3 separate regions of the Homo sapiens genome follow, and regions 1 and 3 are each linked to region 2. The links are chromatin contacts, found by Hi-C or POLR2A ChIA-PET in ENCODE. All regions are on one chromosome and are shown on one strand. The core of a region is the stretch at or near the end of the contact, and the rest is flanking DNA. Distances in the headings are between cores, read along the strand shown. Region 1 has its middle 8.3 kb from the start of MIR6881. Region 2 overlaps SCAMP5 (secretory carrier membrane protein 5). Region 3 overlaps LINC02255 (long intergenic non-protein coding RNA 2255).

The links. Hi-C counts contacts between places; a loop is a spot of excess contacts on that map. ChIA-PET counts read pairs that join two places held with the same protein, here RNA polymerase II (POLR2A). Pooled maps may share reads with other maps.
Region 1: a loop to region 2 is called in a map with no recorded cell type, with 7 times the contacts of the local background. The contact joins two enhancer-like sites. A Hi-C loop is called at or near these places in 1 of 37 single-sample maps with no recorded cell type and 4 of 50 pooled maps. POLR2A ChIA-PET finds 5 or more read pairs at or near these places in 1 of 52 experiments (WTC11).
Region 3: a loop to region 2 is called in a pooled map, with 5 times the contacts of the local background. The contact joins two enhancer-like sites. A Hi-C loop is called at or near these places in 1 of 168 maps with a recorded cell type or tissue (CD8-positive, alpha-beta T cell) and 2 of 50 pooled maps. POLR2A ChIA-PET finds 5 or more read pairs at or near these places in 1 of 52 experiments (WTC11).

Annotation. Positions count from the first base shown.
Region 1 is chr15:74,401,755-74,404,603 of GRCh38, reverse strand. No RefSeq gene overlaps it. Among named protein-coding and RNA genes, the nearest start is that of MIR6881, 8.3 kb to the left of the region's middle. RefSeq lists enhancers at 263-342, 603-872, 913-1,002, 552-1,517, 1,133-1,662 and 2 more and a silencer at 1,428-1,637. Within about 2 kb of position 1,508, at least 11 of the 41 ENCODE cell types and tissues checked have a DNase peak (open chromatin) inside an H3K27ac peak, as active enhancers do.
Region 2 is chr15:75,006,596-75,009,841 of GRCh38, reverse strand. All of the region lies in intron 1 of SCAMP5 (secretory carrier membrane protein 5), which reads right to left. Among named protein-coding and RNA genes, the nearest start is that of SCAMP5, 13 kb to the right of the region's middle. Within about 2 kb of position 1,486, at least 3 of the 41 ENCODE cell types and tissues checked have a DNase peak (open chromatin) inside an H3K27ac peak, as active enhancers do.
Region 3 is chr15:74,382,154-74,385,338 of GRCh38, reverse strand. All of the region lies in intron 2 of LINC02255 (long intergenic non-protein coding RNA 2255), which reads right to left. Among named protein-coding and RNA genes, the nearest start is that of LINC02255, 4.7 kb to the right of the region's middle. RefSeq lists enhancers at 121-240, 1-1,035, 961-1,220, 1,311-1,610, 1,854-2,354 and 2 more. Within about 2 kb of position 1,403, at least 10 of the 41 ENCODE cell types and tissues checked have a DNase peak (open chromatin) inside an H3K27ac peak, as active enhancers do.

The DNA of each region.
Region 1 (2,849 bases), core at 259-2,758, 610 kb after region 2:
CACCAGCAATTGATCAGATGGAACTTATTTGCTACCCCGAGCCTAGCGGATGCTACACCACAGTGCTAACAACCCCCGTTTGTGCTTTCTGACTTTAGAGCTTGTGTCGCTCTCCTGGGACTCTCCTGATACCCAGTGGGGCAGGTGAAAGTGGACTCTGGTGAATGCACTGCTCCGCTGAGGGTCTTCTGAAAGGGAACGTTTCCGTTCCTTCTGATCAGGAAGCAGGGCAGTGTGCAAATGGTATGGAAATCACTTCTTGTGGGTGTTTGCCTATCTAGGGTGCTGGGGATACTTCCAGTCCACTTCCTGACCCCAGCCCTTGGTCCCTAGAGACAAAAGAGGAAGCTCTGGAGACTTTGAGCTCTGGGGGCAGATCGGGGGAACTGGGGCCCCCTTAGTCTTTCCCCAGCGAATGAGGGCTTGTAGCCCAGAGCATCCTCATCTCTCAATTCAGCAGGAGCCTAAAAATAGTCTGCAGTTTCAGCCTCCCCCACAGCCGCCCGCGCCAAGTGGGGCCCTGCGCCCGGCAGCTCCTCCACAATCCAGACTGTCTGCACAATCTGCCCCAGCTACCGACCCCCATCTCCTCGGCGTCTGTCCCATCCTGGCCCCTGAGAACCCTGAGCTCAGCACTCCCTGCTGTGAGGCCTGCTGAGGGTCTGCTTCACACTCTGCCTTTCCTAACAGCCTGGGCCCTGACCCCTGGAATTCCAGACCCCATGTTTTGTCCACTCTCCATTCTGGAGGGGACGCTAGCCAGACACAAGTGGGGTGAAGGTGTTGCAGGTAATGAAACCAGCACATGCAAAGCATGGGGTGCGAGAGAGCACAACATGCCATGGAAGGGGTGAGCCGGAAGGGCTGGGTGCACGGGATGGAGTACGGGGGCCAGTCCCAAGCTGGAAGGCAGCACCGCAGGTCTGTTGGCTCCCACCCCACGCGTGGATGCCCTGGAGTAGATGATGTCTTCGTCCAGCCCACGGTGGAGCAGGACTGCCCCTTGGATCAAGTAGCCTGCAGTAGCTCTGGTGCCACCCACACCTTGTGTAGAGCCCAGAAGGAACGCTTAGGTGCCAGGGCCTGTCTCCCTGTTTTGGGTCCTCCACATCTTGTGGGAAGCCCTGGTGCCTTCCGGCTCTGAGCTTCTGGGGTTCCTGCCTGCTTAGCAATACAGGAAGTCTCCTCAATGAGGTCCAGCAAGGGGAATGCCTCGAGGCAACCAGTACCTTGGTGGCAGAGCTGGAATGAAACCCTCCATATCCTGATGCCCAGCTGGGACCCGTCCCTCCCATCAATGTCGGGCGACCACTGCTGAGGACACATCCTGGTCAGAACCTGAGATACGGGGCTTGGGGACCTGCCCTGCAGAAGGGTTTCCTGGTGGCAGGAGTGAGTGTGCAGGTGACACTGCTGGCCCATGACGGTTCCACATTCTGAGTGAGCAGGGTCCCAGCTGCAGGAAGTGGTGGCGGCAGAAGTCACAGTCACCTTCCTCTCCTGGGGGCCGGCTTTCGGGGAAGCCAGGGGAAATGCTGAGCTCATGGGCTGTTCTTCCCACAGCTGGTTTCCAAGGCCTTTTCTTGTCCCTGACATCTCTCCACAGCCTCACCACAGCCCTCAGAGGCGGAATGCCATCGTGGGCATTACTGTCCCATTAGGCAGAGCAGGTGCAAGGCCAGCCTCTTGCTCTGAGCTACCTGCCCCTTCAGAGCCTGGCCTAGAACCTGGACTCCTGCCTCTTCCCACCTCCACACAACACCCTCCCCCAAGGAAACAGGGGTGGGTGGAATCTAGAAGCTTCTCAGGTGAGGTGAAGGTGTTGGGAAGGCATTAGAACTTGAGGTTTTCTCACCTCCACCAGCCCCTCATTTCCCAGCAGATGTGAGACCTCCTTGGTGTGCATGTCAGCCCGTGATAGGTCAGTCTCAGGACGTTTCCCCCAGCATGGGGCCTGTCAGAGGAGCTCCCCCTCCCCAGCCACCACAAGAGCCCAGTCACTGGGAGCGCCCCTGCACCCTGGAAGGCATCCGAGGGATCCAAGCCCATTCCTCAGCTTGAGGAAATGGCAGCCCCTGCAGAGGGCCCTGACTGGCCCTGTGAGTGTGGAGGTGGGGGCGTCCTAGCCCTGATACATCCTTTCCTGAACTCCACCCCAATCATGGGTATAAACACAGGCAGAACATCAATGAAGTGAGAGGAGAGTTGTCTGCCTTGGCAGCCAGCACCAGGGAAGATGGAACTGTGGCTTGTCTACCTGTCTGGCCTTCTGTTGTTCTCTGTCTCAGTCTCATTCTGTTTCCCTGTTGGTCTCTGTTTCTATTCTCTCTCTCTCTGTCTCTCCTTGTTCCTATTTCTCTCTCTGGCTTGACCTCTTATGCTCACTTACACAAAACAAGCATGCATATATACAACAGGTGGGCACATGGGACCACACGTATGACCTGCTCACCCATACACACGTACAAACATGCACATCTGTGCACACATGCATCCACACAGAATCCTCCCTCCTCAGATCCTGTATGTATATTCAGAGAAGGGGGTGGTGGTGAAGCTCTCTTTCCATGTATCCACAGGCTCAGGGAGAACCCACAGTTAATTTCCAGGCTGTTTCTGCCTCCCTGTCACTGGCAACTGGGAGCTTGGAGGAATAGGCTGGGATCCCCACTGATATCTGGGACTCTGGTGGGGATCTCTGGGCCATCATAACCTGCCAGTGAAGAGCATGAGAGGGGAGGGGGAGTCTCCGGAGGTGAGCAGAAGGGACGAGATAGGAAGATGAGATGTTGAGTTAGCAGTGCACTGGCCTGGAGGGCTCTCTGGCTCCTTCCCCTCCTGATGCTCTT
Region 2 (3,246 bases), core at 237-2,736:
TACAACTTGTGCAATCTCCTGTGTGTTAGACTTCCATGAGAAGTTTGCTTTAAAATAAAAACTTCAGGCTGGGCATAGTGGCTCACACCTGTAATCCCAGCATTTTGGGAGTCCGAGGCAGGAGGATCACTTGAGCCCAGTAGTTCAAGACCAGTCTGGCCAACACAGTGAGACTCCATCTCTACAAAAAATAAAAAATTAGGCAGGCACGATGGTGCGTGCCTGTAGTCCCAGTTCCTCAGGAGGCTGAAGTGGGAGGATTGCTTGAGTCCAGGAGGTAGAGGCTGCAGTGAGCCATGATTGCACCACTGCACTCCAGCCTGGGCAACAGAGCAAGACTGTCTCAAAGGAAAAAAAGCACACACACACACACACACACACACACACACACACACACACAAACTTCTAGCATTCCAGTCAAATTCTTCTGGACCTGATTAAAAGATCGGGCAATTACAATCTTCGGACTCTTTTGTGATATGGGATCAAATACAGATACAAAAACCCAGTAACATCTACCACAAAAAGAGAAGAGAAGGGTATGATAGAGACAATCAGGAAATGATACCCATACACAGGTGCATTAATTGCGGCACTGTTTTGAATAACAAAGGATTAGAAACCATCAATAGGGGACTGATTAAACCAATGGTAGTCATACAATGGACTGTTCCGCAGCTATTTTTAAAAATGCTTTGCAGCTGTTAAAAATTTTAAAAAGAGGAAGCAGTTCTCTGGGTACTGATATGCAAAAGTCTCCAAAAAGATGAGTAGTTAAAAAAAGCAAGATGTACAACAGTCTGTATGTTATACTTTTCATATTAAAAAAAAGGAAGAGAAGATAATAAGAATATATTTTCCTTTTAACCTAATAATCCTGCTCCTGTTAGTCATTTACCCAGATATAAGAAATGACAAACACACACGTTATTCGACATGACACTATTTGCATTAGCAAAATGCTTAAAGCAACCTAAATGTGACTATTTGAATATACGAGGTGCATCATACAATAGAGTATTACACAGATGTAAAAAAGATGCCAGCCATGGTGACTCACACCTGTAATCCCAGCACTTTCAGAGGCGAAGGCAGGAGGATCACTTGAGGTCAGGAGTTTGAGACCAGCCTGGCCAACATGGTGAAACCCCATCTCTACCAAAAAAATACAAAAATTAGCCAGGCATGATGGCATAAGCCTGTAATCCCAACTACTCAGGAGGCTGAGGTGGGAGAATCGCTTGAACCCAGGAGGCGGAGGTTGCAGTGAGCCAAGATTTCGCTGCTGCACTCCAGCCTGGGTGACAGAGTGAAACCATGTCTCAAAAAAAAAAAAAAAAGAATAAAGATGAGCTCAGTAAACTGCTGTGGAATGCTTTCCAGGATATATTAAGTAAAAAAAAAAAAGCAGAGCACAAAAAGTGTAAATCATATGCTACCCCTTATGTAAGAAAGGGGAAGTAAGAATGCACATATGAATTTGCTTATTTTTGCAAAAGAAACACAGGAAGAATCAACCAGAAAGTAATGAAATAGTCACCTACATAACGGAAGGGCTACGATGAGTAGAGAGACTTCCATTCTTTATATACTTATTAATAAGTTTTTTTAATATACTTGTACACATAAAATGACTTCCATATTTCAAAAACTTAAACCAAAAAGAAAAGCAAACTCTAAAACTGAAACAAAAACAAATCAAGCTAACTATACTTTAAATTGATAACAATCTCACAGACAAGAAAAAAAAAAGAGCCCAAGTAACTTTTGATCACAGTAATTCTGGGTTCTCCTATGTTCTCCTAGAAAGATAAACCTCAAGGGCAAAAATAACTGCAAACAGGCCGGGTGCAGTGGTTCATGACTGGAATTCCAGCACTTTGAGACACCAAGGCAGATGGATCGCTTGGGCCCAGGAGTTCGAGACCAGCCTGGGTAACACAGCAAGACCCCCGTCTCTACAAAAAATACAAACATGGCCAGGCATGGTAGCTCACGCCTGTAATCCCAGCACTTTGGGAAGCCGAGGCGGGTAGATCACCAGGTCAAGAGATCAAGACCATCCTGGCCAATATGGTGAAACCCTGTTCTCTACTAAAAATACAAAAATTACCTGGGCGTGGTGGCATGTGCCTGTAGTTCCAGCTACTCGGGAGGTTGAAGCAGGAGAATTGATTGAACCTGGGAGGCAGAGGTTGCAGTGAGCCGAGATCGTGCCACTGCCCTCCAGCCCGGCGACAGAGCAAGACTCCGTCTCAAAAAAACAAAAACAAAACAAAAAAAAACATTAGCGGGACATGGTGATGTGCGCCTGTAGTCCCAGCTTCTCATGAGGCTGAGGTGGGAGGATCACTTGAGCTCAGGAAGTCGAGGCTGCAATGAAGTGTGATTGCGCCACTGCACTCCAGCCCGGGCGGCAGAGCAAGACCCTGTCTCAAAAAAAGAAAAAGAAACTGCAAACAAGTCATGAATTTTAGCAAGTTTACTCTTACTGCTGGTACTGCTGTGACGACTCTAAAGCTTTGCCCGTATACTACAGGAGAGGGCAAATGAATCAGTGTGCTGATTATTTGGGGAAGGTGGTTTCTCACTGTAGGAGATACAATTCAGACCGCGGAAAGGTAAGAAAGAGCCTTGTGGTGTTGGATTCAAAGCGGAGGTATCAGTATGAACACAGAATTTTAAAAATATATATGGCTGGTCCCAAGCCAGGAAAAGGAAATACAAGGTTAGCCTGGAACATCTTGTGGTATCATAAAGAAGAAAGTACTCAATAACTAATGGAGGCAAGTCAAAAGGACACAAGAACCAGTCTGAAAGGGCTACCACCAACCAAATTTGGGACAATTAGACTATCAAAAGTAATAACCACGTGGATTTTTTTCTCTCTTTTTTTTCTTGAGACAGAGTCGCGCTCTGTTGCCCAGGCTGGAGTGCAGCAGCATGATCTCAGCTCACTGCAACCTCCGCCTCCTGGGTTCAAGTGATTCTTTTGCTTCAGCCTCCCGAGTAGCTGGGATTACAGGCACCCGCCACCACACCCAGCTAATTGTTTTTTTTTTTTTTTGAGATGGAGTCTCGCTCTGTCACCCAGGCCAGAGTGCAGCGGCGTGATCTCGGCTCACTGCAAGCTCTGCCTCTCTCCTGCCTCAGCCTCCCCAGTAGCTGGGACTACAGGTGCCCGCCACCACACCTGGCGAATTTTTTTGTATTTTTTTAGTAGAAACGGGGTTTCACCGTGTTAGC
Region 3 (3,185 bases), core at 154-2,653, 620 kb after region 2:
CAGGGCGGGCAGGAAGGCTGGGCTTATTGCGTTTCAGGACCAGTCACTTCCTCTCTCTGGACCACACCTTTCAGATGAGCTCACCACCTACTTCAGTGCCCAGCCCACCCTGATGTTGCAGGAGCAAATAAGGTGATGAAGACTCTGAAAAGCAGAAATGTGGTATTATTAGTAGACTTCATATTTGACTTGCTAATTCACTTCCTAAAAATAGCTACATTTATTATAGCATGGGGAGAACCCTATGCTAGAGTTGGCGCCCTGGATTCTTGGTGCGGCTCTGTGACAGCTATGCTGTGTGACCTTGGGCTGGGTCCTAACCATTTCTGGTCGTCTGATTTCTAGGTGGAGGCTGGATAGTCCCTGAGGGCCATAGGCCCTGAGATTGGAACAGCAGCTGGATGCAAAATCATCAAGGAGGATGTGGACTGGATGTGGGCTCTGGAGGACTGGCTTCCTCTGAGTCACGGGTCAGAGCAATTGGTGCCACTGAGGCTGCCCCTGTAACCTGTTGGAGGGGTATTGAGTCTTGTGTCTTGCCTTGATCTTGAGGCCCCAGGGGCAGGTTGCCTGGTCCCCACCACAGAGCCCAACCATTAGGAGGCTCCAAGGACTGCAGATGAAAAGGGTCACAGAGAGGAGCTAGAGCCAGATGGGGTGGGGTGGGGGAAACCGTGGGACATCCAGCTGGCTGGGGAACCCACTCATTCACAGCACGTTTACTGAGGGCCTTCTATGTGCCTAGCACTGACTCTGCCACATGCTGCAGAGACAATGGAGGGTGAACTAGACCAGGCCCTGGTCCCTGCCCTCCTGGAGCTTCAGCTGTAGTACAGGAGGCAGGCACTCATCACTAACCACACAACTAAACTCTACAAAGGGCTCAGAGAGGGGTGCATGGTGCCAGGAGCACATGTAATGGGGGATTTGACTTAGGTGAGAGGTCAGAGAAAGCTCACTGGAGGAGGTGACATGGGTTGAAACCTGAAGGATGAGTAGGTACCTGCTAGGCAAAGCAGGGGTGGTAGGGGAATGCTAGGCAGAAGGAAGAGCAGAAACACTGGCCAGGTGGTGAGCAGGGGGTGCAGAGGGGCTAAGGGGAAGCCAGAGTGGCTGCAGTGGACACCGGGACCCAGGAGTCCTGCCTTTACCATCAGCTTGGTGAAAAAGCCCCTGAAGAGGAGATTTTTGATCTGAAGCAGCTGCTATGTGGGCCTGATGGTGGTTGAACCAGAGTGCGGGGGTTTAGATGGCCACGGGCCAGACTCAGACGTCAGCATGAGGCAACGGAAGGGATCAAGGTGGTTGTGTCTAGAGACACTGATTCATAGAAACTCTGGCCTGGAAGTGCACATGTCTGAGGACACAGGTTACCTGGTGGGTGTTTCTTCCTCCTTCCTGCACTCTCCTGTCTGGTTTCAGTTCTTCTGTCAGCCCCGTGAGTCACCGGCTCCTCCAGGTGGTGCAGGCCCGGGACCTGCCAGGATGCTGTCCCCACCCCCTGAATGTGCCCCCATCTCCATTTTCCTTGCCCCTCTGTCCCTGGGTGCCTGCTGTGACTCCCCAAGCCCCTGCCCACCCTGTCTGCTCTCTGTGTGGTGGAACCATCAGCCTGGGAGAACTGAAGAGTTAATTGTAGGACAACTGGCCCTGACAGGGGCTTTCCAGTAGACAGTGTGTGAACTTTGGTGTATGGTGGCATTGATGGGAAACCAAGGGGAGTGGTGCTGAAAGGGGCCCCTTGGAGACCATCTGTCCATGCTGCACAGGGCACAGTGGGCTTGGGGCTGAGGACCACCACGAAGCCTAGTAGCAGGGGATGGGAACCCCTAGCCCCCTGGTATTTTAAATCTTGGGAGAGGCAGGTGCGTGGGGCCTTTCTGACCTGGGGCCTCAAGATCCCCTGCCTCCTAGATCTTGTATTGCCAGCTGCTGTGGGGCTTTTGCCCCGAGAAGCTGGACTCCTGGGATTTTGAAGGGAGGCCTTGGGGGCACTCATTATAGCAGGGGTTCCCGCTGGGACCAGATCCAGAAGTTTGGTTAGGAATACAAGCCCTCGCCATTGGGAAGGGTCCCAGGGCTGATGGGGGTGACACGGAGCCCCCTGCACCCTGGCCATCTCTCCTGGGGGCCAGAGTGGCTCATCTTCTTGACCCCTGCGGCCCTGCTCACTCCCCCATGCCCCTGCTCTTCTTTAGCCATCCTGGAGAAAATTCTCTCTTGTCGCACCTAAGAGGGTCCTGAAACAGCAATAAGGACATCTAGCCCCTGTCTTCACATAGCACTGCAGTTGGCCACCCTTTCCCCACCTTCTCCTAGAGCATTATTTTGGGAAAGGGACACTCCCGGAATTGAGGTTGGATACTCAGTATAGAGGCCTCTAGAAGTTTCTCCTTAGGTCTAGCCTCCTTTGCAGGACAACTTTCTGTGGAAACCTGTGGCCTGGGAGACAGTCTCTTCTCCAGCCCCTTCCCCTCTCGAGAGAGCAGACTTTGGATGGAGCTGGGTGCATTTCTAGAATGTTCTCTCAACTGGTGGAGGTGCAAGGAGAAAGGAAGGGCTTGTTTCCTCCCTCGCTCAGGTTAGAAGGAGCTGGCATCAGAATGGGGCCGGGGAGTCCCATGCTCAGCTCTGTGTGCTGTTCTTCCCACCCCAGAAACCCTGCCTCCCACCTATGCCTTCTGTGTCCCCAGCCCTGGTTCTGCCCTGGGACCTTGGGATGGGCCTGAGGGCAGTGGCTGGGAGTCTGGGAGCTGTCACTCCTGGGGCAGTACCGCCCCCTGCTGGCCACCCAGAGAGGCCCGGAGGCTAGAAGTTTCATTCAGTGCCTGCTGGTCAGCCCAGTGCCAGCTGATTGGCCCCGTGGGGCTGGTTCCTGGGTTCTCCAGGAACAGCCTGGGTGCGCTCTGGCACAGATTCTGGCTTGGTCTCTGGCAGGCTGAGTGGTTTTAGACGAATTTCTCTTCCTGACTGGGTGGGCCTCAATTTCCTGATCTGTACAAAGAGTAGGGTGACTCAAGGAGGTTCCTCCCAGGTTTCAGATTTGGAGCCTGCTCCTAGCCTGCCTCTTCATTCCCGTTCCTGCTCTCCCTGCCCTCAAGGCCTCCCAGCCCCTTCTGGCCTCGCTCTCTACTTGGCAGGTCCCAGTGCCAGCAGCCCCCACCTGCCCTCCACTTCCCTGGGCC